4 separate regions of the Homo sapiens genome follow, and regions 1, 2 and 4 are each linked to region 3. The links are chromatin loops, found by intact Hi-C in ENCODE. Cell type or tissue: B cell. All regions are shown on one strand. Region 1 holds the start of MTCL3 (MTCL family member 3). Region 2 has its middle 39 kb from the start of KIAA0408. Region 3 overlaps ECHDC1 (ethylmalonyl-CoA decarboxylase 1). Region 4 has its middle 21 kb from the start of SOGA3-KIAA0408.

Region 1 (8,000 bases), 210 kb after region 3:
GTAGATGTTTCCATTATAATCTATGTTAAAGAATGAAAAATTGAAGTTTTTACAAGTAGTGGGTTGGGCTTGAATTTCAATCTTATAGCTTGAATTCCAGTTGCTTAATCTTAGGAAAGTTTTAGTCCTTGAGATTATTATTTTTTGAATGACTGTGCATTTTTGCCTCATATTTTGAGATTATCCTGGAAATTCTAGGGTTTGGAAGAAAAGTGGAGCAGACTGGTGTAGAGGCTTAGGACACAGGTTGTGATTTTGGACTGAGTGGAGAGTCAGCCTGGCACCTATTAGCTGTTTTCCAGGCCTGGGCACTTAACCTCTGTAAAAGGTGTAGCTTCTGCACCTATAAAATGGTGCCTTAATAATCCCTACATTGTAGGATTTTTTTTCCCTTGAGAATTAAATGAAATAATAATGTATGTAACAGTGTTTGCCACAGTGCTTAGTACATACTAAGCACTCGACAAAAGTTAAGAAAAAAAGTAATACGTCTTTCATAAAATGTTTACACATAGCTTTCTTTAAAACAAAGATTACACGTGATCTTTAAATCCCAATGAAGTTAATGCAATGAACGTATACTTATTTGGTTGTGCAAGGAGATTAAGTTAATGTCTAGTTTGCATAGTCAATGAATCTGCCTACAGTCAAACTGAACTGGAGACCACACCTGTCTAGAAAATGCACTTCAAGGTTGAGATTTTTCCACTGGAAGAAATTCTGAAGGAACAATTGCACTTTAAAAAAATGAGATTATTTCATTTACCTCACACCAAACAGGCTGCAAGTTGGTTATCTGTTTTTTTTTTCCCCCTCAGGGAGTCACCTAAGTGGCAAGTGCAGAAAGGAAGAAGTCCTGGAAGAAGGAAGTGGAGTGGACACTTGCTGAAAGAAATCTTAACTCTAGTATCTTCCCAGTGCAGTTCCTATTTTGGGTTTCAACTCCCCCAGAGGAGTCCTTTTAGTGCAGCTCCTGACTGCCCGATTCCACCGGACTTCTCTCAGTAGACAGACTGAAGGGCAGATCAAAGGCTAGAGCCTGCGCTCTGCCACGCCCTTGCTTCTGCCCAGAAGGGAGCCTTCTTCTCATCACCTCTTGAAGAGCCACCTTTGCTCCCAGGAGAGCACACTTAGCTCGTTTGCTGCCAGGCCCTCCACACACTCTGCACTCTTTAGAGCCACCTGCCAGTTCTCTCCCTTCTGAGACCCTAGTATTTTGTGGTTAGCGCTACGAAACTGTGTCCCTAAGGCTCCTTGCCAGTCGCCACTGAAGACTTCTCAGCCTAAAGAGCCCTTGGCCAAAGTCCCCACCCACCGCCCCTGCCGCGCGCCATTGAGCCCCCGCGCCGCAGACCTTGAGGTCCTGCTCCAGGCTGCGCAACAGCTCCCCGTCGATTTCCCCGGTCTGGGCGTAGCGGAGCCTTTTGCGCTCGGCTTTGCGGAGGCGGTACTGCAGGATCCGGCAGTTTTTGTTGGCTCTCTCCAACTCGTGGCGCATTTCCTGCAGTTGACAGGCATCCTCCTCGAAGAAAGTGTCCCTCATCTCGTCCATCTCGGTTCTCAGCTCATCGATCTCGTTCTGAGGCGGTGACAGGCCGCGTGTCAAAATCAAACTCGCTTCCAGCCCTTCCGACACACACCGTACACACCCCATTCCAATTCCAAATTCTCAGCTTTAATTGCCCTCTCTCTCCACGAGACAGGAGTGACAAGGAGCTGAGTACAGAAGAGGAAACTGGGGGAAAAAGGCCCACTTTAGGCCCTCTCTCGTTCTCTTACTCTACCTCTCTCCAGGAAGAAGTGTGACAAACCATTATAATTAGAGAAACGGAGGCCCAGATTTGAATTTAAATGAAAACCTCGCGTTACTGAGAGCAGATTCAAATTCCGGCAAGGCCTAGGAAACCCCCTCCCTCCTTTCTTGTTCTCCTCCCTCTTCAAGGCTCCCTAACAGGTTAGCAGCCTCTGATCCCTGCCGGTACACGCCCTAATCCTCCCAGGCCCACTCTTCCCATCCCCCAGCCGGGTCCCCCCACCCTCCTCACCTTGAGAGTCTCGTTTTCCTCTCGCAGCTTCTCCATCTCCTCTTGCATTTCTTCCTGCTCTTGGAGCTGCTGCGGGTGCGGCTGCGACGAAGGGGGCGCTGCCGCCTGCATGCCCCCGCCGCTCGCGCTGCCCTCTGCGCTCTGCTGGGGGCCCTCCGCCGCCGCCGCCATTGGGGAGGCGGAGGCGACGGCCAGGGTCTCGCAAACGGCAGGGGGGCCAGACACCGGGGAGCTGCGGCTACTGCTGCCGCCGCCGTTCTTAGCGTGCATCTGAGCCGCGGCCGCCGCCGCTGCCGCCCGCTCCTTCTTGAGATGGAACTGGATGAGCTCAGACTGCAGACATCCTTCTTTCCAGTAGCTCCCTCCACCACCGCTGCCGCCCCCCGCAACGCCGCTTCCGGAGTTTCTGCTGCCGGTTCCTGGGGTTTTGCCCGCAGAAGAGGAGGATGGAGAAGGGGAGGCCCCCTCCCCGCCGCTGCCGCCCCTCTGCTGAGCGCGTACGCCTTTCCCTCGCCAGCCCCTGGGCGGCGGCGGCTGCGGAGCGCCCCCCTCCCTTTCCCCGGAGCCGCCGCCGGCTCCTCCTCCTTCCCCGCCCCCTCCTCCCCCTTCTCCGAGCGGAGGGGGTTCCCCGAGTTTCGAGGGCACGGACTCTAGCTCCCGAGGCGGCTCCTCGGGCGGTCCGGGCCTCCTGCCGCCCAAAGCGGCCAGGGTCGCGGCGGGGGCCGCTTCAGCACCAGCCACAGGCTGGACAGCTCCCGGAGCGGCCCCTTTGGGCGCCAGGGGCGTCGCCTTCTCGGCCCCACCTCCGCCTCCTCGGATGCTGGCGGGCGGCCCCGTGCGGCTCCCGGTCTTGTTACCCTGCTGTTGCTGCTGCTGCAGCTGCTGCTGCCGAACAGAATTGAGTTTAGTGCCGGCCCCCACTGGGGACCGGGTGGCCGCGATTGTCTGTCGCAGCGAACTGTCCCTCGGTCTAGCGGGTGACTGAGCTCGCTGCTGCTTTCTGCTGCTGCCCTCCGGGTGCAGACGAGCCTCAGTGGCTGCAGCGGCGGGAGAAGCTGCTGCTGTGGCAGGGGCAGCGCCCCCGATTGGTGGCTGACTCATGGCTATGAACCTACCAGATGCGATTTGGAAGAGCCCATTACTAGATCATCCTCTTCCCTCTTCACCGCCGCCAACCTTCCTTCCTAAGCTGGGACAGAAACAAAAGGAGAGAAGAAGACAACATGTCTGAATTTTTGCAGAGCAAAGGGTGATATTGCTCCATTTGGATGGCGCTTAATAGAAGCTTTGACTTTAGGAATAGGATGCAGGGCTGTCTTTAGGAATAGGATGGAGGGCTGTCAATTCTCATTTTGCCCAGGGTGGCGCTGTCTCCATCTCACTCCACCTCAGCAAAATGACGGATCTGAAAGCAGCTGAACCTTACATTCTCATGGTAGCAGGCTTTGGAAAGGGTGAGATACAGAGTCAGACAGGAATTGATGGAAAGGGAGATATAAAAGAAAAGAGGATAAAGTGGAAAAGAAGCTTCAGAAAGAAAAGATATCCATATATTAGAGTTGTCAACTCTGCTTTTACAACTTTGGCTTTCCTTACCATCAAATCCATATGTAAAGCCTAGTTTACTGGAGAAAGTTTTCATTTAATTAGTATTCCCAAGTTCAATTAGAGGAAAAGGGTTATGATGTAGGGTTCCTAGAGAATATTTTCTACGGATAAATGACACTTTCCCCAGGCAGCTCCAACCCTTAATGTTGTTTTTGGGAAAATGCACCCAACTTCCTTTATAATAGAACTAAAAGAAAATATAAATAATGAATGCCTTTAAATCAATCTCAGTTTCAAGAAAATAATAGCATTAAGAATTGTCTATATGGGTTAGTTATTAGCAACCCAAAAACGTATTTTTTCCCTTTTGGGAAATAATTTTTAAAATACATTTGGAAAAGTTGTGGTCAGTTCTGCAGTTTCCTAAGTTTCTGGTGATGAATTTTCCTATGCTTACCCAGTTTTGTAGTCTTATGAATCACTTTAGTTTTAAGTGTAATTGCTAGATAGAAAATATTTTCATTCTTAGCCATCTTCTTACATCGCATATCATAGGCAAAAGTTGTACTTTTTAAAGTGCCCATTTCCTCCTATATAGCAATTCTGAGACAGAACCCAGAAGGCTGGTGCATCTTCCCTCATGGTGGTAAGATCAATTTCCAGTATGTGTATTTCCAAGATAAATCCGTCACTAGCTTCTTTAATCTGAAAAATAGCAAGTTACTGCCTCATGGGTTCCTCTCCCTAGGGATCCAGGCAGCTAGTCAATTAGTTGCCTTTTCCTTAAAATTATTTCTGTCTAAAGCACTGAAAGGGGCATGACTAGGCATAAATTTCTCCTTTAAAAATATTTGTTCTATACAGAGAGCAGATTACTTTACTGCCAGTTATTTTACTTGCATTATTCTTGTTAACATCTATTGTTAGCATCACAACTTAGCATGCAGTAATTCCTCATTTTATAAAGAAATATTACCGAAGGGTTCCTAATCCACCTCCCTTTCTGTTTCTGGCATCTCCTTCCAACTCACTTTGAAATATAAAGGTGAACAAAGAAGACATCGGGGGAAAATTGCCCACCAACTTGTTTTCTACATCTTCTCTCCCAGTCGCGATACTACTAGAATGTCTGGCCTAGTTTATCATCATGGGTGGCACTAACATGGGCTATCTAACTAACTTATATTGCCAATGCAAACTTATTTTTGTTTTTAATCAGGCAGAATAATTCCAGAGCTGAGAAGCCAATGTTTAAACTCAGCCCTCAGACAGCATTAACCCAGGCGAAAGCTTGTGTTCCAGTAACTGGGCTCCACAATCAAAGGTATCCGGCTGCTGTCACGTGGTTCCCACAAAGTGACAAGATGCTGCATCTCTTCAAGGCTTTCCCGGTGAAAATTATCACCCAACCAACCCCTGCACGGCTTAGACCAACACTTTTAATCTCAAGTTTTATCCGCCTGCTAACCCACCCCATCATTCATCCCCAACCCTTTAGAAATCCAGAACTTGCTCACTTCTCAGCAGAGGCGAGGTTTCCAAGTAGCTGAACAAATCAACAGCACTTTCCTTCTGATATTCCGGGGATCTCAGGGTTTATTATTGTGCCTTTCTGCGCCGAGGAAAGTTCAACTTCATATTATTGTATGCGACTTTCCGGCTGAGCATGACTTTGGGCTCGCTCGCCGCAGTTCCACACCCACTCGATTTCTCCAAACAATGGCGGTAACGTCAAGATTCAGCTGCCCCCAGAGCGGGTGACTTCCCGGCGGTCCGCGGCTGGGCTGGAGCTGCAGCTCTCAGCAGGCTAACACGCGAGGTACCAAGCTGGGCCAGACGCTCCCCAGGAAGTGCAGAGATGTTCATGAGCTGACCTCACCGAACTGGGCAGGAGAGAAGGCGGGATTGCAAGGGACGATAGGGTAGAAGTAACCAAAGAGAGGTTACTTTCAAGAGGAAAGAGAAGAAGGCGGGGAGGGGGACGGGGGACGGGGGTGGGGAGTGGCGGGATAAAGAGACAAAAAGGCCAGAGCCACGCCCGAGATGGAAGATTGGCAGCAGCGCTCAAACTCCTTGCTCTATTCTCTTATCCCGTACTTGGCAGAGGATCCCAAAACCGCTCGAACACGGATGCACTGGTTTCCTGCAAAGCTTTGTCCTGGGTTCGGTCATTCTCCATCAATTATTTACTTGAGCTTCTTTTCCAAGGAGGCGGACTAGAACAGCCTTCCGGGCGTGACTAACATCTCCTGATGCAGCTGGCTGGCGGCTGCTGGGAGTTCTCTTTGTTCACTCACTTTAATTCTCAGTCGAGCTCTACACGCGGTGCTCCCTCCCCACCCCCAGCCCGGGCGGAGTCATCAGATGTCGTTTCCACGAATAGATAATGGTTGCCATGATGGGACCCACCGTCCCACAGACAAAGGGTTCTTGCGAAGCCACGACTAATTTAGTGCAAACCGAAATAAATATCGGCCCACAGAGATCCTTTACAGAACGGTTTGCCTTCAGTACGTTTTCCTGTTTTCTACTGAGTGCCGGTTTCTACCGTGAAAATGAGTAATTGCTGGGATCCATAATCTTTATAGTAGTGCATGCGAACAATAACAGAAACCAGGAAGAATACATTATATCAGCCTAAAAGGGAATTCATTTAAAAAGAGGAGTTCAGAATATACATGTCTTTACAATTTACACTAACCCATACTGTTTCACAGTAATAATATTTTTAAAAATTAAGTGGAATTTTCTCTTTTTCTTTTCAGTTTCTTCTTTCAGTGGTGGGCGGGGGGCATGGGAGCCTCCCTTCTACCTCTAAGAATTCCTTTGTGAGCTTGAGTATGAGAATAAAAGTAAGTACTGCTTTTGAAAGGGCATTTTAAAATTTAATTTGTCTTACATTTATATGGTGATTTTGTAAGTAAAAGGAAGAAGATATCTTGAAATAATAATAGCTTTTTGTGCCAACATGAATTTTGGCTCAAGAGATTCAATTTTCCAAGTGTTGATCTTGCATTAAAAGTGAAATAAAAACAATTTAGGAGTAGTTTGCATAAAAGCAATTATTACAGCAAAATAAAAACATGCTCAAGCTCTGGTTATTCTTATCTTTAGAGACACATAAAACAAATATGATATCACGATAAAATCATTCATGTTCCAAAATAGGTATTAAAAGCCAATTTTGAGCCTGGCACTGTCCAAGGTACTGGGATGCAAAGCTGAATCAAGAAATTGTCCCTGTGCTGGGGACACTCAAGCATACTGGTGAAAACTGAGATAATTTCCTTATTTTCTTTCAAATACCTTTGGGAACAGGAAAAGTGACATCTGTGACATTTATAATAAAAAGCCCACACCTCGACTAGCATACCAAAAATAAAGGAAAAAAAAAAAAGCAAGTGAAAATGTAATCACAAGTTGGTTTGAATTTATATTAGGCAATTTCTTATTATGTACCCAAACTTGAGCTGTAATATCCTCAAGAAATATCAAGATGCACATGTCTCATCCAATCAAAATGGATAAAGTAGATACAAATATTTTTCAGCTCAATCTTTACCAATAAAATATTGATACTGTAAACACAGTCTAAAGACACAGAATATGCATAGTCCTGCTTCTCTAAGAATTTTTACTCTGCTCAGGCATCTATGTTTTGATTTTTTTTCCGAAAGCGGTATCATTTATTTCGTGCAAATAGTAACTTTAAAAAGTAAAATAAATATTAAGAATGGATTATTATGTATCCTTAAATCAAACAATGTGTCTAAATGTTTCATTTTATAATTTAGTATTATGCAATTTCAAGGTTGAAAACTGTAATAATACAGAATAAGTATAAGCAACATTTAACATGCTTGTTTACCCATAAGTATGCCATAAGAAAAATAACTTCTGAATTGGATATTTTCCTGATTTATTCCTTTATTTGCTGGTTAAAATTATATTGCTTCAACTAAGCAAAACTTAAAAATGATTATTCAAAGGCTTTTTTTCCAAGATTTAGAAAGATTTCAGCATTATTTTTACTGTGTTTCAGAAGCAGACAGGCCAATCAGCCTTCTAATGTTTGCTTATAATAATGAGTTATCCACTTCATAGCACAGCAAAATGTGGACCTTCGATCAAGGGAAGAAGGCTAAAGTCTCAACTTGGAAACCCTTAAGAAATACGTAGTTTAAAATTTCCAACCTCCTATTCTCACGACTTTACATCACAATATCTTAATTTATATAGCTTTATATTTTGCAAGGCCCTTTCATTTTGTGTGCTCAAAACAAAGCGTGTGAAGTAGATACTATCTTCTCCACCAAACACAGAATAACTGAGTTTCAGAGATGTTAAGTGACTTCCTCTAGTTAAATTTCAGAATCACAACTTAAACTTGGTTCCTCTTCTCCATCA
Region 2 (8,000 bases), 120 kb after region 3:
CGAAACTCTGTCTCAAAATAAATAAATAAATAAATAAATAACCAACCAATGAACAAAACAAACAAAAAAACCAAAGCAAAACAAAAAAACTTTATACGGTAAAAAGACAGCAAAAATAGATTTTTGTTCAAAGAAGAAAAGATATACTGCCATTGTTGTGGTTCTGTAGATGATTTTAGTCTCTGGCTCCTCAACTGTGCACTGAAGTGTAGGTTGATTTCAACCATGGCTTCTCCAGCTTCAGTCATTTATCGAAGCTAAAACCATAGTTTAAAGATACGTGAAAAAACAGAGCAAGTGGAAATTAAGCTTGATTATGGTCTTTCATGTGTTACTTTTGCTATCCTTGATTGTGTATTTCTGTTGGATCAAACACTCCTATGTTACTGCTTGGCACCATAATGAATCAATATATATTCCAAGTGGCAAGAGGTAAGTTGAGAAGGAATATGAACCAATGCAACAAAATGCGCATAATACAGTGACAATAGTATGGCCAATCAATCTTGGAAATTACCCACTTGTTTAATTTTGAGCAACATGATCTAGCATTAATGTAATCACACTCTAAATCAGACAATGTAATTATGAAGACTGAGAGAAAAATGAGTCTGCAACTGAGGAGAAAGAAGACAAAGACCATGTCCTCTTCCTCTACCTATCAAAAGCTTTAAAATGTTTATTTACTCACACATCCTATTCCTGATAATGTTTCAAAAGAAAACAGTAGAAAAGGCTGGGCATTGTGGCTCACGCCTGTAATCCCAGCACTTTGGGAGGCTGAGGTGGGCGAACCACGAGGTCAGGAATTCAAGACCAGCCTGACCAGCATGATGAAACCCCGTCTCTACTAAAAATACAAAAACTGGCTGGGCGCGATGGCTCCCGCCTGTAATCCCAGCACTCTGGGAGGCTGAGGCAGGCGGATCAGGAGGTCAGGAGATCGAGACCATCCTGGCGAACACTGTGAAACCCCGTCTCTACTAAAAATACAAAAAAAAATTAGCCGGGTGTGGTGGCAGGTGCCTGTAGTCCCAACTACTCGGGAGGCTGAGGCAGGAGAATGGCATGAACCCTGCAGGGCGGAGCTTGCAGTGAGCGGAGATCGCGCTGTTGCATTCCAGCCTGGGCAACAGAGCAAGACTCCGTCTCAAAAAAAAAAAGCAAAAAAACCCAAAAATTAGCCGGGTGTGGTGGGATGCGCCTGTAGTCCCAGCTACTCGGGAGGCTGAGGCAGGAGAATCGCTTGAACCGGGGAGGTGGAGGATGCAGTGAGCCGAGACCGTGCCATTGCACTCCAAGCCTGGGTGACAGAGTGAGACTCTGTCTCAAAAAAAAAAAAAAAAAAAAGAAAAAGAAAATATGTTATTTACCAAGATGTCATCTATCATATAACATGAAATATAGCACAATCATTAAAATACTGCCATTAAAGTGATATTAAACTAATAACATGGGGTAATGTTAAGAAAAAAAGTGAGACATAAAATTTTGTATATGTTGTATGTTAAAAGCTAAAAAAACCAACATAATACATAAAATGTAAGAAAATATACAAAAATGCTAATCCAGATATAGGTAATATTGAATTTTCTCAACTTTTTTTGTAGGTTTTGTAAGGACAATTAAAATTTTAAAATAAGAAGCATAATTCTCCCTGCTGAAAATAAAAGATTTTCCTTCTCTTCTTTTTATCAGAGAATTTATTCTAGAAAGCTTCTAATTTTAAACATAATTATCCTCAGTATCTGTGAGCGATTGGTTCCAGGCTCCCCATGACCCCTGGGATACCAAAATCCAAAGACGCTCAAGTCTCTTCTATAAAATGGCATAGTATATGCATGTAACTTACACACATCCTCCTGAAGACTTTAAGGCATCTCTAGATTACTTATAATACCTAATACAATGTCTACATATCACTTCCTTTGCATGGACTGAATGTAGTACTTGGTATATGGCAAACTGAAGTTTTGCTTTTTGAAGCTTTGTGGAATGTTTTTTTTCCCCCCAAATATATTTGATCCATGGTTGATTGAATCCACAGATGCACACTCCTGGATACAGAGAGCCCACTGTACTCTCTTGGTTCATTAAAATGTGTATAAATCATTTTGAAGACTAGATAGGCCCTTTGTCAGCCCAGGAAGGTCTCTCTCAATAATCTAGGAACAATGCCATTGAAATGTACACAACGAGGGAGATAGCATCCTTAATCTCCCAGTTTCTGTGGGAGGACAGGAATCTAACTTCAGTGGAAGCCAGGCTCCAGAACTACCTTCTGTCATAAAAATACGAGAAGTTTGTTTTTCCCCGGACAAGGTCAATTAGCTAACAGGAACGATCTCCTCAATTTCCAGGTAAAGTTAGGATGAATGATGTTTGCAAATAGGGCTGTCATGTTGTCTTACCTGAGAAATTGTTATTTATCTTGAAAACACGTATGTAATGCGTTGTATCTGCTGGGCGATATAAGGGGGTATGATTACTTTCTGTTTTTGGAATCTCTTAATGGATTACCTGTGATGTACCTCACATTCTGGCTTAATGTTTATTCAATAATAAAAGTGCTTTCTTTACTACCTTTATGGAGAGAATTTCTGGGTTGGGAGAAGATTATCGTTCTAATTATATTTATAATCAAATAAGTTCACATTGATATAATGAGCTTTATTATGCTTACAATGGGAAATATACTTTATAATTATTGCCTTTTTTCCTATTTGATGATTTCTTTACCTTTTCGTTAGCAATAACTATCACCACTTTATTGGTTTATTCTACTCTAAGCTCTAAGCTCCCTTCCACTTCCAATTCTTTTGACTCACAGACTGTCTGTTCCAGTTTCTTCTCAGCTTCACAACATAGTTTTTAAGTCCGGGAAACACATCTGTACTATCTTGTACAACTAGGAACCCTGCTAGTGTCCCATGTAAGTCAACTGAAAGCCTTCCCTATTTTCTTTCTTTTTTTTGAGATGGAGTCTCGCAGTTGTCGCCCTAGCTGGAGTGCAATGGCGTGATCTTGGCTCATTGCAACCTCCGCCTCCCTGATTCCAGCAATTCTCCTGCCTCAGCCTCCCGAGTAGCTGAGATTACAGGTGCACGCCACTATGCCTGGCTAATTTTTGTATATTTAGTAGAGACAGAGTTTCACCATGTTGGCCAGGCTCGTCTCGAACTCCTGACCTCAGGTGATGCACCGCCTTGGCCTCCCAAAGTGCTGGGATTCCAGCTGTGAGCCATTGAACCCGGCCAGCCTTCCCTATTTTCAAAACAAGGACTTTATCACTAGTTCTAGTTAGCCCTTCCTTTGGTTTCTGCTTTCTGGTTTTAAACTATTCCTTTTTTTTCTTTTGTTTATCCTTTAATTCTCCCTTGAGTGCTTTGAGCTGCATTTTATACTTAATGTGCATAGATTTTGTTATATAATTTAATATTCAAACTGGGACACTTTTGAGAGTGAAAAGGTGGGGTAAATAATTACTGGGAAGTTATGCCGTAACCAAGACTGTCCTAGGCAAAACTGGATGTATGTAGGCAAAAGAATCTGAGGTTGGGAGTACCTTTGACTCAAAGTAGTGATTTAGTGTAATAAACCAATCAAGTGGTTATGAACTGATTGTTAACACAAAGATAGGTAGGTAAAGAGATAGATAAATGCAATATTTGGAGTATTGGAGTATATTTATTTTAAAATATTTTTGTTGTTTATCTGAAATTAAAATTTAACTGAAGATTCCATATTCATATTTGTTAAATCTAGTAACCCCAGATGCATGGTCATCATAAATATGTTTATTGAAACTGTTTTCCTCAAGGATGGCAATTTCTTATTCATCAGTAGGGTGAATAGCTCAGCATTTACAGTATATTATTTAACATAAGTTAATAGGCTAAACACCATAAAACTAACAAATAAGGCTTATTAATTTAAATGACTAGAAAGAAATATATTTATACCATAAAAAACATAATTTCTTATTTTTAGGGGAAAATTAAGCTAATCTAATTAGGACTCTAAAGGATAAACATAATTTGAATGGCTAAATAAAATAAATCATATTGTCTATATCTTTAAAATTTTTTTTTCTCTTTTCATATATCTGTTCTCATAAACATTTTGAATAGAAAATACAAAAATATTATTACCATATAAAAGTGATCTCATTACTTTTTTGGCATTCTACAATATAGTAACTTTTTCCACTACAGTCAAAAGATGCCTATTTGCCAGTAAGTCTTCTAGAATTCTCAAAATTTTCTTTCTCTTTCTCTTGGCTGTAACAGTTCACAAGTACAATGAAAGACTAAGTCAGATGGCTGGCGTTGGTGACTCACTTCCTCCCCCTTTTGGTAGTTTAGCTAGACACCCGTCTGAGTCAGCTTAACCAAAGAACAAACAAGCAGATACAGTGCCTGAGTTCTGGGGCTCCCCCTTTGTCACAAGGCTGTTTTCAGTGTCCCATGGCATTGTTAAAGAAAGCTCTCCTTGTTACATTGTCACAATGAAGTAGCCTACCCCTCTTACTCTATCAATATGTAGAGTGGTAGTACCAGGTGAGGCATTCCTAGAACTCCTTCCAGGAAGCATCCAGATCCCCCTTCTTCAGCATGTCTCTCTGCAAGATAACACAAGCCAATGGGATGCTGTGTGCTTTGCTGTTTTCACTGCCGATATATTTGCTATATTCCCCAGGACACCCACTTTACTTTTATGCCTATGATTGCTAATTTTGTGTGTGTGTGTTTGTGTTGTGCTCCCATTACATGACATATACTGTCTGAATTAGGTGAAGATGGCAGTGGTGTAATTTCAGACCAGAGCTGCCTTTTAATTGGACTTTTATGAGACACAAAGGGCTTTTTACCCCATGTCCAGACTGAAATAAAAAAATTCAATCACTTCATTACAATAATTTGTAAGTCATTCTTTTCATTCTGAAAAATCTCCCTTTGCACTTTATAACATTTCAGAAAGTAGAACTGTTTTCATTTCTTTGTTTGTTTGTTTTTGAGATGGAGTCTTGCTCAGTAGCCCAGGCTGGAATGCAGTGGCGTGATCTTGGCTCACTGTAACCTCTGCCTCCCAGGTCCTGGTTCAAGTAATTCTTCTGCTTCAGCCTACCGAGTAGCTGGAATTACAGACACATGCCACCATGCCCAGCTAATTTTTTGTATTTTTTAGTAGAGATGGGGTTTCACCAGGCTGGTCTTGAACTCCTGACCTTGGGATCCGCCTGCCTCAGCCTCCTAAAATGCTGGGATTATAGGCGTGAGCCACCAGGCCCGGCCCAGAGAGTTGAACTGTTAAGGAAAAACATACATATTTATCTAAAATATATATATATATATTTTACTTAAGAATATATGTATTTTGAGATAGGATCTCACTTTGTCACCCAGGCTGGAGTGCAGTGGCACAATTACAGCTCACTGTAGCCTTGACCTACCAGGCTCAAGTGATCCTCTCATCTCAGCTTCCTGAGTAGCTGGGACTATATATAGGTGCATGTCCCCATGCCCGGCTAAGTTCAAAAAATTTTTTTTTCTAGATACAGGGTCTCTCTGTGTTGCCCAGGCTGGTCTAAAATTCCTGGGCTCAAGCAATCCTCCCACCTGGGCCTTTCAAAGTACTGGGATTACAGGTGTTATCCACTGTGCTTGACCAAGGAAAATAATATGTATTTCCCTCTTAAAATGAATTCAAGAGTTTTTTGGGTTTTTTTTCGACGGAGTCTCACTCTGTCACCCAGGCTGGAATGCAGTGGCGTGATCTCGACTCACTGCAACCTCCTTCTCCCGGGTTCAAGTGATTCTCCTGCCTCAGCCTCCCGAGCAGCTGGGATTACAGGCACATGCCACTACGCCCGGCTAATTTTTTTTTTTTTTTTTTTTGAGACAGAGTTTTGCTCTTATTGCCCAGGCTGGAGTGTTATGGCGAAATCTCAGCTCACTGCAACCTCTGCCTCCTGGGTTCAAGCGATTCTCCTGCCTCAGCCTCCCAAGTAGCCGGGATTACAGGCATGTGCCAACACATCTGGCTAATTTTGTATTTTTAATAGAGACGGGATTTCTGCATGCTGGTCAGGCTGGTCTTGAACTCCCGACCTCATGTGATCTGCCCGCATCGGCCTCCCAAAGTGCTGGGATTACAGGTGTGAGCCACTGTGCCCGGCCTAATTTTTGGTATTTTTAGTAGAGATGGGGTTTCACCATGTTAGCCAGGATGGTCTCGATCTCCTGACCTCGTGATCCACCTGCCTCAGCCTCCCAAGGTGCTGGGATTACAGGCATGAGCCACCGAGCCTGGCCTAAGATTTAAATAATTATGGAATCTTTGTTAAATAAGCATGAAAATTTTAGAATGTAAATTTCAGAGTTAGAAAAGAAATATTAGGTAAGTGAACATATTTACTGGTCTTGTAAATTATTTTAGGAGGACCTGGGTTACAGGCAGTTGCTTAAGGCACATATGTGAAATAAAACTTAAGGAATAGCCCTCAATGCTTCATGAATCTCCTATCCTTCCCCTTTCCTCTTTGGAATGGGTTGAGTACTTTTATGGTGAAAGTCTTATTCCTTGCTCTTTTCCTTCATATGACAAATTAATATCCTGAGCATAATATTAAAAAAAAGCAAACCAAACCTGTTTATTCTCTGCTCTGGCAGTTTGACATTTCTGTGTAGTACCCTCTGCCAAGTTGAGCTATAAATCCTCTGTGTTGATTTTACTGAGAGCTGTAAGTAAATGATACTTCTATATTTGGGGGATAATTTTATTTTGCTTTAAAATATTGAAATAAACAGAAAATCACCCAACAGACACTATCTTCTATCATTTTTCCTATAGTTTAAGGCATTTTAAAATCAAATGTTATTTTCGAATATGTTCTGCAGAAACACTTGGATTTTCCCCACTTGCCTTTACATACTTTGCTGTGTGTGATCAGGGCTGGGACATTACAAATTCTATTTCCTTGGCTCCTTTGGTACTGGCAGAAGATCAGAAGAATAAAGGAAAAGAGAAGCTTCTGGTTTCTAGCATATACCAGTGGGAAATACTGGTAGTTGTTGTTATGGCATTGGAAGTCAGATGATTTCACACTTTTTTTTTTTTTTTTTTTTTGAGACAGAGTCTTGCTCTCGCCCAGGCTGGAGTGCAATGGCGTGATCTCGGCTCACTGCAAGCTCTCTGTCCCGGGTTCACGCCATTCTCCTGCCTCAGCCTCTCAAGCAGCTGGGACTACAGGCGCCCTCTACCATGCCCAGCTAATTTTTTTGTATTTTTAGTAGAGACGGGGTTTCACCATGTTAGCCAGGATGGTCTCGATCTCCTGACCTCGTGATCCGCCCGCCTCGGCCTCCCAAAGTGCTGGGATTACAAGTGTGAACCACCGCACCCGGCTGATTTCACACTTTCAAATTGAAGCAGAACTTTTCCATGTGAAATGGTTCTTATTCAGTGTTCCAGAATCAGCCAACAGTGCAGCATCAGGTGTGTGTTCCAGGCCAGGATCATTAGCAGTTTCTAATCTCTAGGTATTATTTCCACTTCCTTCTTGCTCCCCTGTCTCCCATCATCATTTTGTTCTTCTAGATATTTTAGTACCTTTGTTTCCAATTTCCTGTTGTAATGTGTTTAAATTCTTAGTGTTTCTCTGTTTTCCTAACTGGACTTTGACTGATAAAAGTACTGATGAAAAGCCACTAGAAATCCTACACTACAAATAGAACATATGTCTTTGACACCAGAAGAAAGAGGCACCTCAAAAATGATGCTCCTTTTCTAAGAACGTATAGCGTTTCACAAAAGAATGAGGAACTACATTCATGTTTCTGAAATGAAAATGGGAGTGGTGTGTCATATTTTAAGCTCAACACAACTTCCTGGAATGTAAATTTTACTTGAAAATTTGTATTTAAAGGACAATATTTATTTCAATCTTGAAATTTTTGGGGCAGATGATTTTACTAGTGAATTCTACCAAAGATTTAAAG
Region 3 (8,000 bases):
TGCCTATAGTATTCAATACAGTAACAGGCTTTACAGGTTTGTAGCCTAGGAGCAATAAGCTATACCATATAGCCGAGGTATGTAGTAAGCTGCACCCTAGATGGTATCATTAGGTTTGTTTAGCTACATACTATGATGTCTGCACAACAACAAAATCACGTAATGACACATTTGTCATAATGTGTTCCTATCATTAAGCAATACATGACTGTATGTGGGTACTATTACTGTTTTCTAAAAAGCATCTAAGCAAGCATTTAAAAAAATAAAAATACAGTTTACAAAATTAACTTAGAGTAACAAAGTTAGCACTTTTCACTGGCAATCAAACAGAAATATAAAAGTTAGCAACAAATCTGACAATTAAATTCCCTATGCCAAGCCCATACGTGGTAGGTAGATTGGCCCCGAAGAGATGACCTAATCTCTGGCAACTGTGCATGTGTTACCATACATGGCAAAAGAGACTGCAGATGTAACTAAAGTTAAATCCTTAAAATAGGAAAATTATCCTGGATTAACTGAGTGGACCCAATCTAATCATGAGAACACTTAAAAGCAGAGAAATGTTTCCAGCTGTAGTCAGAGAAATGCAGCATAAGGATAAATAAGAGAGATTCAAAGTATGAGAGGAACTTGACTCACCACTGCTGGAGGAGCCACATGGAAAGCATGAGAAAGAATTCAGAAAGCATCTAGGAGCAAAGACTCATCCCCCATCTGGCAGCAAGGAAACAGGGACTTCAGTCCTTCAAGTGCATGTAACCAAATTCTACCAGTTGGAACCTGGGTGAGCCTGGGAATGAATCCTCCCCTAGAGTCTTCAGAGCCCACTGCAACTGACACTTAGATTTTGGTCTCATGAGACAAGGTTTAGAAAAACCAGCTGAGCCCAGCTAGACTTCAGACCTATACATCTGTGAGATAATAACGTGTTGTTTTAAGCCACAGAATTTGTGGTAGTTTGTTATAGCAGCAATAGAAAACTACATGTATTAGCATTTTCTTAATTTATATTTCATTCTAAATATCTTTAATTTGTCAAGGTGGATTAAAAAATGAGAGGCTATATTACCACATTTCTAGCTTTTCATTTCCTCACATTAATTTTGTCACTAAAATGGAAACATAATGCTTGACTAGATTCTGACCATTGAAAAATACCAATTTTTAATTCATGTTAGTCTTTTACTTTTAAAAATGTTTTTTAAAAGCCATTTTCTCTTGGAATATTTTACATGAAAAGTATGACTCAAGTGAGGGTCTATCTATGCAAAGTAGAACTGAGTGTTTCCGACATACGTATACATTACATCTATTACCAGCTGGTGCTCACAGGGTTTTGCGGGAAGGGGACAGTGTTAGAATGCTACATGAGTTCATTTCTTTTATATATTCATATTAAGTGTATCTCCATCTGCTGAAGTACTTCCATTGGCATGGATGAAAATGTCAGTTGAGTGAATTCCAGGCAATTCTCCAAGGTAAGAAAGTTAAACAAGCGAAAAGGGCCAACACATATAAAGAAGGAACTTATCTTTTTAGCAAACGCTATGAAAGCTTTCGGTGTTTTTTTAGAACAAGCAGACATTCTTAGGAAATAATTAAAATAATCTGTCATAGAAAGTAACTGATGAGGTACTGATAAAATTAAGTGGAAAAAATCAGCTAGAGGAACTTGTACTGATTTATCACTTCCTGGAAACTGGGGCTAGTAATGTAGTTCATTCAGTATGCAATCCTCTCTATTAGCCTCTAACATTTAAGAACTATAGTTGCTTTTGGTATGCGGGTTTTAAAAGGGCTGAGTAGCCTAGGACAGTGCTTGTCAAATTTCTCTGGTCAAGGATCAATTTCTTCTTCATTTTTAAAGAAACTTTCTAATCGATTGCAGACCAATAATTTTGTAAAATATAACAAAAACATATTACTAGAAAAATGAAACAAAAAACCAAGACACAAGGTTTGTGAATGGCTGTGCCTAGCACATGTGGGTGCTGAAATATGTTTAATAAACAGACACCACTTTCAGAAAAGCTGGTTCAAAAATGGATAGGTTTTCATCAGAAGCTTCTCAACAAAAGCACCTGGTATATCCAGATACTGAGAGTAGGCAGTACCCTCAGACATCTTGTAACAAATAAAATTAAATATTTAATGAAGCTCTAGGATGCATTACATTTTCTTCAATTAGAGAATGACAGCTAGGCAATTTAGCAGTATTAAAGGATTAAATAATCTCTGATTATTTTTCCTGCTATTGTGCTTTTTTGTCCTAAACCCTAACTACACTTAAACATAGATGAGAAATCAATATGAAGAATAGTACAAAAGTCTAATAAAGGTGAACACCGGAATCTATGTTAGAGGGTTTTCACTTGTTCCAAATAACATCTAAAAAGTCTTAATTTTCATTTCCTTTTACACAGAGGATTTTTCAGTGTAATAATGCACACTTGCATGTAGCTTAAGATTCTTTTTTTTTTTCTTTTTGAGACAGAGTCTCGCTCTTGTTGCCCAGGTTGGAGTGCAGTGCCGCCATCTCAGCTCACTGCAACCTCTGCCTCCCGGGTTCAAGTGATTCTCCTGCCTCAGTCTCCTGAGTAGCTGGAATTACAGGCGCCTGCCACCATGCCCGGCTAATTTTTGTATTTTTAGTAGAGACGGGTTTTCACCAAGTTGGCCAGGCTGGTCTCGAACTCCTGACCTCAGGTGATCCACCCACCTCGATCTCCCAAAGTGCTGGAATTACAGGCCTGACCCACTGTGCCCAGCCTTAAAATTCTTTTAATTATATACTTAGATGTACGTTTTATATTTATATATGTATTGAAATTATATATTTCATAACTACCTGTATTCAGTGTAAAGTGAGGAATGCATTTAATACTTTCACACATACAGCATTTCCTGTTTAGTCTCATATCAAGCATAAAGCCAATGACTGCTTCCTCTTCGCAGAATAAAATGTAATAATAGCAGCATTCTAATGCAATCTGCACTGATGACAGCAGAGGGCACTGTCATATAAAATAACTTTTTTTTATTGTGCATAAGAATTTTGTGCATTATTGAACACTAGTTTTCAAGAGGCTAGGATTTCTGTAAACGGTCTTATATACCAAAAAAACTAGAAAATCTCTATTTGTGTGAGCATGAAGTGACATATTTTAACTGATGAATTGAAACCTGAGTCATAAATTATAAAAAGAAAAATTAATATAAAATTTACTGTTTTTCATAAGTTAGCATACTGAAACTTTTCTCATTCTATTTCTACTACTATATGATGCCATTTATATGAAGTCAAAAAAATAAAAAATATATTTATTATAGAATATTTAGCTTATAAAACTATAAAGGAAAGCAAGAAAGTAATTACCATAAAATTCAGGGTAAAAGCCAAGTTGTGAATACAACAGGAAAGTTCTTGAAGGAAATTCAAAGTGCTAATCCAGTGAACACATGAATAATAAGGAAGCGAAACAGTCTTATTGCCGATGTGAAGAAAGTTTTAGTGGTCTGGATAGAAGACCAAACCAGCCACAGCATTTCCTTAAGCCAAAGGCTAATCCAGAACAAGGCTCTAACTCTCTTCAACACTACAAAGGCTGAGAGTGGTAAGGAAGCTGCAGAAGAAAAATCTGACGCCAGCAGAGGTTGGTTTATGAGGTTTAAGGAAAGAAGTCATCTCCATAATATAAAGGTGCAAACTGAAGCAGTAAGGGGTAACACAGAAGCTGCAGCAAGTGATCCTGAAGATCTAGCTAGGGTTATTGATGAAGGTGGCTACACTAGCTAACAGATTTTTACTGTAATATTAATGATCATTTGGCAGTATTCCCTGTGAGCCAGTGGTGACAGTGGCCATGGGGCGACACTCCTCCACCTTTGGAAAGGGGAGAAAAGACTGGAAAGGTCTATGTCTTGTGGTCTGAGTTACAGCTCAGACAAGTCAGAACACCAGCTAGACTTCTAAAGTTTTTGACTCTAGTGTCAGGCTCCCAGACAGCACCTCTGGACTTTTCCAGAGTCTAGTGGAAATCACCACCCTGCAGGGAAGAACACAGGCCTGGATGGCTTTGCCACTTGCTGATTGTAGAGTCCTAGTCCCTCAAGTGAACATAGGCAGTATCCAGGGGGTGGTTATGGAAGGCCTTGGGCAAGACCCAGTGCTGTGTTAGCTTCAGATGTGACCCAGCACAGTCCTAGTGGCGGTGGCCATAGGGTTACTTAGTTCACTTCACCCTCAGCTCCACGGGGCTCAGCAGAGAGAGAGAGAGATGTCATTTGTTTGGGAGAAAGTGAGGGAAGAGAACAAGAGTCTCTGCCTGGTAATCCAGAGAATTCTTCCGGATCTTCTCCAAGACCATCAAGGCAGTATCTCCAGAAGTCTGCAAGAACCAGAGCATTACGGGGCTTCGGGTGCCCTCTAAAGCAGATACAGCTTAGATCACAACACCTACGTCCTTCTGAATATCTAGAAAGCCTTTCCAAGAAGGACCACTACGAACAAGCTCAGACTGTGAAGATTATAATAAATACCTAATTCTTCAATGCCCAGATACCAAAGAACATCTACAAGTACCAAGGCCGCCTAGGAAAACATGTACCCACCAAATGAACTAAACAAGGCACCACAGACCAATACTGGAAAAAGAGATACGTGACTTTTCAGACAGAGAATTCAAAGTAGCTGTTTTGACAAAACTCAAAGAAATTCAAGATAACACAGAGGAGGAATTCAGAATCCTATCAGATAAATTTAAGAACAAGATTGAAATAAAAAGAACCAAGCAGAAATTCTAGAGCTGAAAAATGCAACTGGCATACTATTGAAGAATGCATCAGAACTTTTTATGGCATAACTTTTTATGGCAGAAATGATCTAGCAGAAGAAAGAATTAGTGAGCTTGAAGACAGGCTATTTGAAAATATAGTCAGAGAAGACAAAAGAAAAAAGATAAAAAAGCATCCCTACAGGATATAGAAAATAGTCTCAAAAGGGCAAATCTAAGAGTTATTGGCCTTAAAGAAGAGGTAGAGCAAGAGACAGGGTTAGAAAGTTTATTCAAAGGAATAATAACAAAGAGCTTCCAACACCTAGAGATAGATATCAATATCCAAGTACAAGAAGGTTATAGAGCAGCAAAGCAGATTGAACCCAAACAAAAGTACCTCAAAGCATTTAATAAACTTCCAAAGGTCAAGGATAAAAACATGGTCTGTAATAAAGAAAGGATCCTAAAAGCAGCAAGAGAAAAGAAACAACACACAATTAAGCTCCAATATGTCTGGGAGAAGACTTTTCAGTGAAAACCTTACAGGCCAGGAGAGAATGGTACGACATACTGCAAGTGCTGAGGGAAAAATCCTTTCATGCTAGAATAGTATATTCTGCAAAAATACCTTCAAACATGAAAGAGAAATAAAGACTTCCAGACAAACAAAAGCTGAGGGATTTCATCAACACCAGACCTGTCCTACAAGAAATATTAAAGGGAGCACTCTAATCAGAAAGAAAACGATGTCAATGAGCCATAAGAAATCATCTGAAGGTAAAAAACTCACTGATAATAGTAAGCATACAGAAAAACACAGAATATTAAAACACTGTAACTGTGTCTTATCTTAAGTAGAAAGACCAAATGATGAACCAATCAAAAATAATAACTACAACTTTTCATGACATAGACAGTATACAACAAAAAATTAAAAAGCCAGAGGATAAAGTTAAGGCATAAAGTTTTTATTATTTTCTTTTTGCATGTTTGCTTGTTTATCCAAACAATGTTCAGTTGTTATCAGCTTAAAATAATGGGTGATAAGATAGTATTTGCAAGCCTAATAAGATGCAGTATTTGCAAGCCAAAAAACATAAAAGATACACAAAACAATTAAAAGCAAGAAGCTAAATCAAATCACTGAGAACATCATCATCACAAAAAGGAAGAAGAAAAGAAAGAGAAGACCACAAAACAACCCAAAAAACAAATAAAATGGCAGGAGTAAGTCCTTACCTACCAATAATAATATTGAATGTACATGGACTAAACTCTCCAATCAAAAGACACAGACTGGTTGATAGATTAAAAAAAAAAAAAAAAGACCAAATGATCTGTTGTGTACCAGAAACACATTTCACCTATAAAGACACACGAAGACTGAAAATAAAGAAATGGAAAAAGATATTCCATGACAATGAAAACAAAAAGAAAACATGAGTATCTATATTTATTTCAGACAAAATAGATTTCAAGACAAAAATTGTTAAGAAGAGATGAAGAAAGTCACTATATAATGATAAATGGGTCAATTAAGCAAGAGGATATGACAATTTTTATGCCACCCATCACTGGAGCACCCAGATATATACAGGAAACATTATTAGAGCTAAAGTGAGAGATAGGCCCCAATACAATAATAGCTAGAGACTTCAACACCCCACGTTCAGCATTTGATACGGTTTGGATTTGGGTCCTCACCCAAATCTCATGTAGAATTGTAATCCCTAATGTTGTAGGAGGAGGTGATTGGATCATGGGGGCAGCCTTCCCCCTTGGTGTTCTTGTGATAGTGAATGAGTTCTCATGAGATTTTGTTTAAAAGTGTGTAGTACCCTTCCCCTTTTCTCTCTTTCTCCTGCTCCAGCCATGTAGGACGTGCCTGCTTCCCCTTCATCTTCTGCCATGAGTGTACATTTCCTGAGGATTCCCCAGCCATGCTTCCTGTACAGCCTGTGGGACTATGAGCCAATTAAACCTCTCTTCTTTATAAATTACCCAGTCTCAGGTAGTTCTTTATAGCAATGCAAGAATGGACTAATACAGCACTGGACAGATCTTAGAGACAAAAAATCAACAAAGAAACATCAGACTTAATCTGCACTATAGAAACAAATGTACCTAATAGATATTCATGCAATATTTCCTCCAAGAGCTGGAGAATACACATTCTTTTCCTCAGCACATGGATCATTCTTAAAAGTAGACCATATGTTTGGTCAAAAGACAAATCTTAAAATATTCAAAAAATTAAAATAATAAACATCTTCTGTGATCACAATGGAAACTACAAATCAATAACAAGAGGAATTTTGGAAACTACACAAATACATGGAAATTAGACAATATGCTCCTGAATGGCCAATGGGTCAATTAAAAAATTAAGAAGGAAACTGAAAATTCTCTTAGAACAAATGATAATGAAGTACAACATACCAAAACCTATGGGATACAGCAAAAGCAGTACTAACAGGGAGTTTATAGCTATAAGTGCCTACATCAAAAAACAAGAAAAATTTCAAATAACCTAATAATGCATCTTAAAGAACTAGAAAAGCAAGAGCAAGCCAAACTCAAAATTAGTAGAAGAAATACTAAAGATCAGAGCAGAAATAAATGAAATCTAAATTAAAAAAATATTGACTGGGCATGGTGGCTCACGCCTGTAATCCCAACACTTTGGGAGACCAAGGCGGGCAGATCACGAGGTCAGGAGTTTGAGACCAGCCTGACCAACATGGTGAAAGCCCATCTCTACTAAAAATACAAAAATTAGCTGGGCATGGTGGCATGCACCTGTAATCCCAGCTACTCAGGAGGCTGAGGCAGGAGAATCACTTGAACCTAGGAGGTGGAGGAGGTTGCAGTGAGCTGAGATTACACCACTGCACTCCAGCCTACTGCACTCCAGCCTGGGTGACAGAGTGATACTCTGTCTCAGAAAAAAAAAAAAAAGACAGAAAGAAAATAATACAAAAGAGCAATGAAACAAAAAGTTGTTTTTTTTGAAAAGTTAAACAAAATTGAAAAATCTCTAGCCAGACTAACAAAGAAAAAAAAAAAGAGAAATTCCAAATAAATAAAACCAGACATGAAAAAGGAGACATTATAACTGATACTGCAGAAATTCAAGGATTATTAGTGGCTACAATGAGCAACTACATGTCAATAAATTGGGAAATCTAGAAGAAATGGACAAATTCCTAGACACATAAA
Region 4 (8,000 bases), 240 kb after region 3:
TATTTCTCCTCCACATATCAGGCAGCTGCCATTTGATCTGTATACTAGCCAGCAGAGGAGCGGCTCTGTACAGATCCAGATTAGCTTAGGGTATGTTCCTGCTGGGTCTAAAGGAGTCATAAAACCAACAAATAAATCCTGAGGTTCTCTGTGGCCCTACCCTGCTAGCTGTGTCCCCATTTTAGGATTCTGCCTTCATAAGCAGCTCATTGCCATAGTGGACTCCAAAATCCAACATCTTTCCAGAGAGAGAGAGAAAAGACAGAGAGATATAAACACTAAGAGAAAGAGATAGAGGGAGGAAGGGAGAGAGAAGACAGACAGGGAGGGGGGAGAGGAAAAGAGAGAGAAAGAGAGGGAGAAAGAAGACAGACAGATTGAGAGAGAGGTAGGAATATCTCCAAATTGGCTTATTGCTTTGAGGTTCTGTACTGGATTAGAACCCCTGGTAATTTCTGCTACGTACTTTAGTCTTGGATTTCTGAAAATTTAGGTACCTGGGAAATATATGTTAACACTATCAGTTTACTGTATTTTTAAAACATGTTTAATTAACATATTTTTATTTTTATTATTATTATTTTTTGAGACAGAGTCTCATGCCACTGCACTCCAGATGTGTTGCCCAGGCTGGAGTACAATGGCATGATCTTGGCTCAGTGTAACCTCTGCCTCCCAGGTTTAAGTGATTCTCGTGCCTCAGCCTCCCAAGTAACTGGGACCACAGGCGCATGCCACCACGCCAAGCTAATTTTTGTATTTTTAGTAGAGACAGGGTCTTGCCATGTTGGCCAGGCTGGTCTTGAACTCCTGGCCTCAAGTGATCTGCCTGCCCTAGCCTCTCAAATTGCTGGGATTACAGGTGTGAGCCACTGCACCCAGCCAACACCATCAGTTTATAAACATCAAATTAGGACCTCTATAAGTTAATAGAATAAAGTTATACCACTCACCTACCCTCAAAACTATTAAAATCCCCACTAGGAAAATGTCTGGGAGGACTGAAGTATCTAGATTTTTAGGATTGAAGTTGTGGTTTTAAATGGCAATACCTATTTTCAAAGTGCTTGAGTTTTTTGGGCAGGTGTATCTCTCTCTCTCTCTCTCTCTCTTTTTGAGAGACAGTTTTCCTCCTTGTCGCCTAGGCTAGAGTGCAGTGGTGCCATCTCGGCTCACTGCAACCTCCGCCTCCTGGGTTCAAGCGATTCTCCTGCCTCAGACTAACGAGTAGCTGGGATTATAGGCATGCGCCACCAAGCCCGGCTAATTTTTGTGTTTTTAGTAGAGACGGGGTTTCACCATGTTGGCCAGGCTGGTCTCCAACTCCTGATCTCAGGTGATCCGCCCGCCTTGGCCTCCCAAAGTGCTGGGATTACAGGCGTGAGCCACTGCACCCGGCCCGTGTATCTCTTTAAGATTCTCGCTCCTGTAATCCCAGCACTTTGGGAGGCCAAAGCATGCGGATCACCTGAGGTCAGGAGTTGGAGACTACCTGGCCAACACGGCGAAACCCCATCTCTACTAAAAATACAAAAATTAGCCGGGCGTGGTGGCGGGGGCTCTGTAATCCCAACTACTCAGGAGGCCGAGGCAGCAGAATTGCTTGCGCCCAGGAATCAGAGGCTGTAGTGAACTGAGAGCTTGCCACTGCACTCTAGCCTGGGCGACAGAGCAAGACTCTGTCTCAAAAAAAAAAAAAAAAAAAAAAAAAGATTCTAATTAGTTCTAATGAGCCAAAGCTTTGAACTTCTCCTTATTTCGTCTTCTCCCTTCTTTGCATTTTTCCTCTTTTGGTGTTAAATGTATAGCTGGGAGTTAAACTTGAAATAGACCACGTGGGTAAGGACTTAAACAGCTCCACTATTCCTCAATGGACAGAATGAGTGAGCAGCTTCTGTCAGCCCTTAGTTTACCAATGTGAATAAAACTGCTCCCATGCTGGCATTTGATACAGGAATGGGAAATTAAACTAATTTTTAAGAGCTAGAGTAGCATCTCTTTCTCACCTGGGAAAGAATTGGTAAGAATTGCATTGGTTAAAGTAACTAAGCCTAGTCAAAGTAGCTGGGGCAAAAGTGAATATTTATTGGAGAAACGCCTTCTTATCAAGTTTGATTAAAGAAGTACATGAATGTGGCTGCGCACGGTGGCTCATGCCTGTAATCCCAGCACTTTGAGAGGCCAAGGCAGGTGTCTCACCTGAGGTCAGGAGTTCAAGTCTAGCCTGGTCAACATGGTGAAACCATGTCTCTACTAAAAATACAAAAATTAGCTGGGTGTGGTGGCGTGTGGCTGTAATCCCAGCTACTCGGGAGTCTGAGGCAGGAGAATCGCTTGAGCCCAGGAGGCAGAGGTTGCAGTGAGCCGAGATTGCACCATTGCACTCCAGCCTGGGTGACAGAGTGAGACTCCAAAAAAAAAAAAAAAAGAAAGAAAGAAAAAAAGAAAAGAAAAGAAAAAGAAAGAAAGAAAGAGAAAGAAAGAAAGGCAGAAAGAAAAATAATATGAATGAATAATCAACTCCTGGAAGAATGACATCATGGCTTCCAGGAATAGCTGGAACCAGGGAATCAACATGATCAGGACTCTCTCCCACCGAACCCCCCACTCTCTACCTCAGTATACTGTCTGTGCTCCTCTCTGCTTTTCAGTTTCATTTTTTTTTTTTTTCCTACTCAAGGGCAGCTTCCTGCCCTGCTTCCTCCAGCATCTGCATTTTACATTGTGCTGCTCCCACTACCAGGGATGTACTAGCTACTCCTAAGTACAGTTTGAAAAACCCTGGGGAAAGATTCTGAGTCACTTTTTAGGTTATAGGCTTACCTTTGGTATATTCAGGCAACATCAAGAGGCTACATGGGGGATTGTGCACTACAATTCATAGATGAGGAAACTGAGGCACAGAGAGGATAAGCGACTTGTCCAAGATCACTCAGTTACTATAATATTATTTGATCAGTGTCTAGAGAAGATATTAAATATTAGTTATAATTAAATCTGTGATCATTAAAAAGCCATTTGGAAAGAGCTTGAAGCAGAGAACAGCACAATCAGGGGAATAGACTGTATTTAATGTTGTATACTACCATCTAGTGATAATCTAGAGAATTTCAGCATTATACATTAAATATGTATTTAATATTCGAAGTTTTATTTTTCTTGATGTAATCTTTACAAATGTATCATAAATTGGCAATAACTATATAACCACATATTTACATATTTTATGGGCCCAGTAAGAGAATAGCAGCCATTTAAAGGATCATTTCAATTAATGTTTTCAAAACCCACGTTTTTAAGGTGGATGTCACAATAACTTTGAAATTTAGAAAATTTGGGATAAATTATCTTGCATAAAATATTCATTTGCTCTCATTTTATGGTATGAAATGAACCAGATGTCAAGGTTTGCAACAGATAGCCTGGTATGTGAGCCTTCTTCCTAGGAGACAAATAGGTGCTCTTGAGAATGAGGCAAAACATAGTTAAATAAGTGGTCTCATTAGCCTACCATCTGGAGGGCATGCTTGCTTACTCCAGGGCCAGCCCTGAGAGCTGCTGTGCCACTTTGGTACTAGGATAGGAAATAGGGAGTCACAGGGCTCTAAGCTGGCAGTCAGCTTGGTTCTGAATCCACATGTTCACTCTGTACCCAACAAATATTTTAATACAATGTAGCCATGTTCCCCTTTCTTTTACAAATGTGTGATTTACAACAGCGGGATTCTAGCATTTATCAGGTCTACATAGCACAACATAATTTTAATGTGAGGGATTCCTGACAGGCTTATATATTAAAAAATTGAGCACTCAACCATGAATATTTTAAAGACTATATTTAGTCCAATATTATTTGATGATATTTAGTATAAACTGACATTGACTTAGAAGATATAATATTTCATAGTGTATGTGATCAATAAGCTTGTACTGGGAGCACTAGATGTGTACCAAGGTCTTTTACATATCTTTAGAAAATTCATCATATCATGACCCATATCCCTGGGAGCTGGCTAATATTTACAAATCCTCAGTTATTTGATGAAGTTTTTCAAACCTTGATATGATCAACAAGGGAAAAAGTCATGAAAAAAGAGGTAATTTGAACATATTTTCTTCCCTTGACGTAGCAATATTTCCTGGTGTGTGGAAATATTATTCTATCCGTCCTCAGGTGAGAAAGAGCTGCTACTCCAGCTTGTTAAAAAAATTAGTTTAATTTCCCCTTTCTGTATCAAATGCCACCATAGGAGCAGTTTTTAGTCACATTGTAAACTAAGGGCTGATGAGTGCAATCCGTTGAGTGGTAAGATTTAAAATCAGACATATTTTGAATATAAATCACAGTTTTACTGAGGTAAAAGGTTTTTTTAAATGGAGTCTTAAAATATAAAATGTATACGTGTAGTCATTAACATATTTTCTTTAGTATAGCCATGTGGGTGATATATTTTAAATATATCTGGAATATTTATTGAAATCATCCGGCTTCTTAGCAGTTATTTAACAATGTACCACATTAATGACAATTCTAAGAATGTTTCATTGGAATATAGAAAGCAATATTGCTCCCCTCCATCTCATTCCTTCCTTCCAGAGTAATCCGTAGGTGTCCTAGAAATCTCCTGAGATTCAGCAAGAATCAACATTCACATACACAAGGCTCAAGATCTGGGGGAGCCTGAAAGAGTGGCATTTGGTCATAGTGCCCTGATTGAGGAAAGCGTACTGGTGGGTTTTCCTGCATCCAAGCAGGATGCAGGATTCCTGGGCCTCCTGTAGGCATATTTACATGGGCTTGCATATTACAACCGAATGAACACTATTATTCACCAATTCTTCATGGCAAGACATAACTTACACTGTTCTTGGCAGTAACCAGGAACAGCTTAGCAAATTATTCAGAGATGCTAGGAGATAAATCAGCTTAAGTGTTGTTAGAGCATTATTCAAGCAGATGTACTTAAGGCAAAGGTATGTCTGCTCATCTTCGCCATACTGTAAAGGGTCCTCCACCCCCAAGATCTAATGCAGTGGAATCATCTTCCCCAGGTGAGCCTGGGAAAGCTGTGGCTGGGCTTGTTTATTTGGAAGCACAACAGCCTCCATGAAACTTCTACGTCAGGGGTAACCTATAAAAGGAGAGATGAATCTCCGATGCCCACAGGACCCTGGCCCTTAGCAGACTTGGGTTTATAATGAAAATCAGATAAAACCAGAGCAGTCTTGTTTCACAGAGCCTGTCTAGAGTAATTTAAAGAGGGGAAGTGGGGTGGAGAAGATGTGCTTTAATCCATTTTATGGATGAAATCTTTGGTTCCAGGTAGTTTTTTATCCCCTCCATGGAGGGCCATCCCAATGTGTGAACTTTTCAAATGGATGCCTTCTGATGGGGCCCCTAATACAGACAAAATCCCCCACCCTCACCCTGTGGACTTTGCATGAGAATCAACTCCAAACTGCCATGTTCTCTACATACATTTCCCACATTTTCTTCAGTCATTAGTTTCCTGCTGAAAACACACAGAACCAACACCCGCTGGAGAACTTGCTGCTATACATTTGCACACACCTATCCAAGTTTTCTGCAGGACCACAGATTTCTATTCCACTCTATTACCTCTTCTCTCTCTTTCCCCTTATTTGGCATCTGGATTCCTTTCTAAATGTGTCATTTACCAAGAAGTGAACCCACCAAACCTCTTCCTCACCTGGGGAGTGTTGCCAGTGGAGAGACAAGCCTCTTTATTAAACTGCTGTTTCCACCCCCTGAGCCTGAGATTGGGATTTTTGCAACCCTTGATGACCATGTTTCCTGTATCTACCCTTCTTTCTGAGGCTAAGTTTAAGACAAATCTTGGATTAAAAGCCAGCTTTTGGAAATACAACATAAATCACAGGAAGAGGCAGAGACAACTTTAGCTTAGTAACCCCAGGAGACATGAGAGGAAGAGGCCCTCTTAGGTCCTCACTTTCTACTCACAGCTTCACTCCTATCTCCAGAACCTTGGAGATGGATGATATCAGAACACTTCACAATCTGAAGCAGGGCACACTGAAGAGAAGAGGCATAAACCTGTGGCAGGAGCAAGAGGGATCCAGAGACATGTGAAGTTGAGAGCAGAGGAGAGAAGAGATGGTGGGCCAAGAGGGAACATTTGCTTATTGCCTACTAGTCACAGGGTAGGGGCCTACTAGTCACAGGGTAGGTAGGTAGTGGCCCTAAGGCCTTAGCTGAGAGGCCCTGGACCCCTTGATTATTTGGACATGATTCATATATGGCAGGAAAAAGTATTTCTGATATTTTAATATAGGTTAGCAGATGTGATTTAACCTAAATCATATTATTGTTTTACATATTATTCTGGCCTCCTAGTGAGTGTGATGAGGAAAGAGAGGTTCAATACTGAACTCCATTACCCTCCTTTCTACAGTAGCATAGTCCCAGGTTATATGTCTACCTCTATGAAACACCGTATCAATCACGGGCCATCAGTCTCCTCTGGGACTCATCCAGTGCATGTCATGAAGAAGAAAATTGGATAACTACATTTCCAACATGTTTTCTTCAGCCTCAATGCGTGGCCATGAGAGACCACTACTAACATTTACCAGTCCTTTCCTAGCCCTGATCGCCACAAAGCCAGAGCTTTGGGGGACATAAATATCTGAGAAATAAGTGAAGAGAAACACATTTTCAGAGATTCCTGAACAACCCAAATTTCTACTTGTGTCTTTTATATTCTGGTTTCTTCTGACAACTGACATACTAGAATCTGCACAACATTGTGAAACAGCCAGTATCATTAGTTACCTACATAGTATATTCCACTAATCTGTTTTGTATGGTCTCAGGTCCAAGTATTTTTGGGCTGATTATAGCAGTACCATATTTGTTCCAAAGCTAAGAAACATGTATCTGGAGGCCTGTAGTAGAATTCCCTGGAAATATTTCATCTGCTAAGGTCACCTGCAGAACACCAGGTTTCATCATTTACTCTGAATGGGAAGGGTCCCAACATTAAGGACATCCAATAAATTCTAGATTTCGGTGGGTTCAGCACGGAACTCCATTACCCTCCTTTCTACAGTGCATAGTCCCAGGTTATATGTCTACCTCTATGCAACACCGTATCAATCACATGCCATCAGTCTCCTCTGGGACTCATCCAGTGCATATCATGAAGAAGAAAATTGGATAACTACATTTCCAACACGTTTTCTTCAGCCTCAATGCGTGGCCATGAGAGACCACTACTAACATTTACCTATCCCTATCCCATTTTCCCACCTTCACTTCATATATATATATATATACACACATATATATACACACATATATATACACATATATATACATATATACACATATATATACACATATATATACACATATATATATACACATATATATACACATATATATACACATATATATATACACATATATATACACATATATATACACATATATATACACACATATATATACACACACACATATATATATATATATATATTTTTTTTTTTTTTGGCTGAGCAAGGTGGCTCACGCCTGTAATCCTAGCACTTTAGGAGGCCGAGGAGGGCGGATCACCTGCAGTCAGGAGTTCGAGACCAGCCTGGCCAACGTAGTGAAACCTCGTCTCCACTAAAAATACAAAAATTAGCCAGGCATGGTGGCACATGCCTGTAGTCTCAGCTACTCGGGAGGCTGAGGCAGGAGAATTGCTTGAACCCAGGAGGCAGAGGTTGCAGTGAGTTGAGATCGTCTCAAACCAAAACCAAACCAAAACAAAACAAAAAACAAATAATTTTTTTAATGAAAAAGAATCTTCTTTACAAATTAATTATTGGTTTCTGCATTTGGTTACATAACTGGATAGTTTTCTCCCAATTTGGGATTGTTCATCAATATTTTTTTCTAGCATTTTTATATTTACATGTTTTCATTAACTCATTAACATGGATTTTTCTTTTCTTTATAAAAACCTTTCAAT

Evidence for each region. Hi-C counts contacts between places; a loop is a spot of excess contacts. Peaks named below come from ENCODE experiments on the same cell type or tissue, not always from the same donor. Only the 100,000 strongest peaks of a DNase experiment are listed, where the experiment ranks them.
Region 1: it touches region 3 in a loop (4-fold over the local background); 5 of 110 quality-filtered maps call a loop at or near these places.
Region 2: a loop joins it to region 3, with 14 times the contacts of the local background. A loop is called at or near these places in 59 of 110 quality-filtered maps.
Region 4: it touches region 3 in a loop (22-fold over the local background); 79 of 110 quality-filtered maps call a loop at or near these places.

What each region holds. Positions count from the first base shown.
Region 1 is chr6:127,513,469-127,521,468 of GRCh38, forward strand. It overlaps MTCL3 (MTCL family member 3), which reads right to left and starts at 5,867. Exons shown (of 7, transcript NM_001400265.1): 1 at 5,111-5,867; 2 at 2,046-3,234; 3 at 1,355-1,579. The coding sequence starts at 3,146. SOGA3-KIAA0408 (SOGA3-KIAA0408 readthrough) reads right to left here and starts at 5,867. Exons shown (of 13, transcript NR_174482.1): 1 at 5,111-5,867; 2 at 2,046-3,234; 3 at 1,355-1,579. It overlaps LOC107986642 (a long non-coding RNA gene), which reads left to right. Exons shown (of 2, transcript XR_001744337.2): 2 at 819-1,832. RefSeq lists an enhancer at 1,339-1,863 and a silencer at 2,551-2,780. In B cell, CTCF peaks have their summits at 3,405 and 3,608; DNase peaks (open chromatin) are centred at 1,473, 2,773 and 3,383; H3K4me3 peaks cover 2,573 bases; H3K27me3 peaks cover 5,716 bases.
Region 2 is chr6:127,416,295-127,424,294 of GRCh38, forward strand. It overlaps the pseudogene LOC100287856. Among named protein-coding and RNA genes, the nearest start is that of KIAA0408, 39 kb to the right of the region's middle. In B cell, CTCF peaks have their summits at 4,348 (motif pointing left) and 4,551; DNase peaks (open chromatin) are centred at 4,367 and 7,617; H3K4me3 peaks cover 487 bases; H3K27ac peaks cover 672 bases.
Region 3 is chr6:127,299,924-127,307,923 of GRCh38, forward strand. The region is part of intron 5 of ECHDC1 (ethylmalonyl-CoA decarboxylase 1); the gene reads right to left. Among named protein-coding and RNA genes, the nearest start is that of RNF146, 37 kb to the left of the region's middle. In B cell, CTCF peaks have their summits at 3,045 (motif pointing right) and 3,244; a DNase peak (open chromatin) is centred at 2,988; H3K27ac peaks cover 4,143 bases.
Region 4 is chr6:127,536,414-127,544,413 of GRCh38, forward strand. No RefSeq gene overlaps it. Among named protein-coding and RNA genes, the nearest start is that of SOGA3-KIAA0408, 21 kb to the left of the region's middle. In B cell, a CTCF peak has its summit at 3,108 (motif pointing left); no DNase peak of the experiment used is centred here.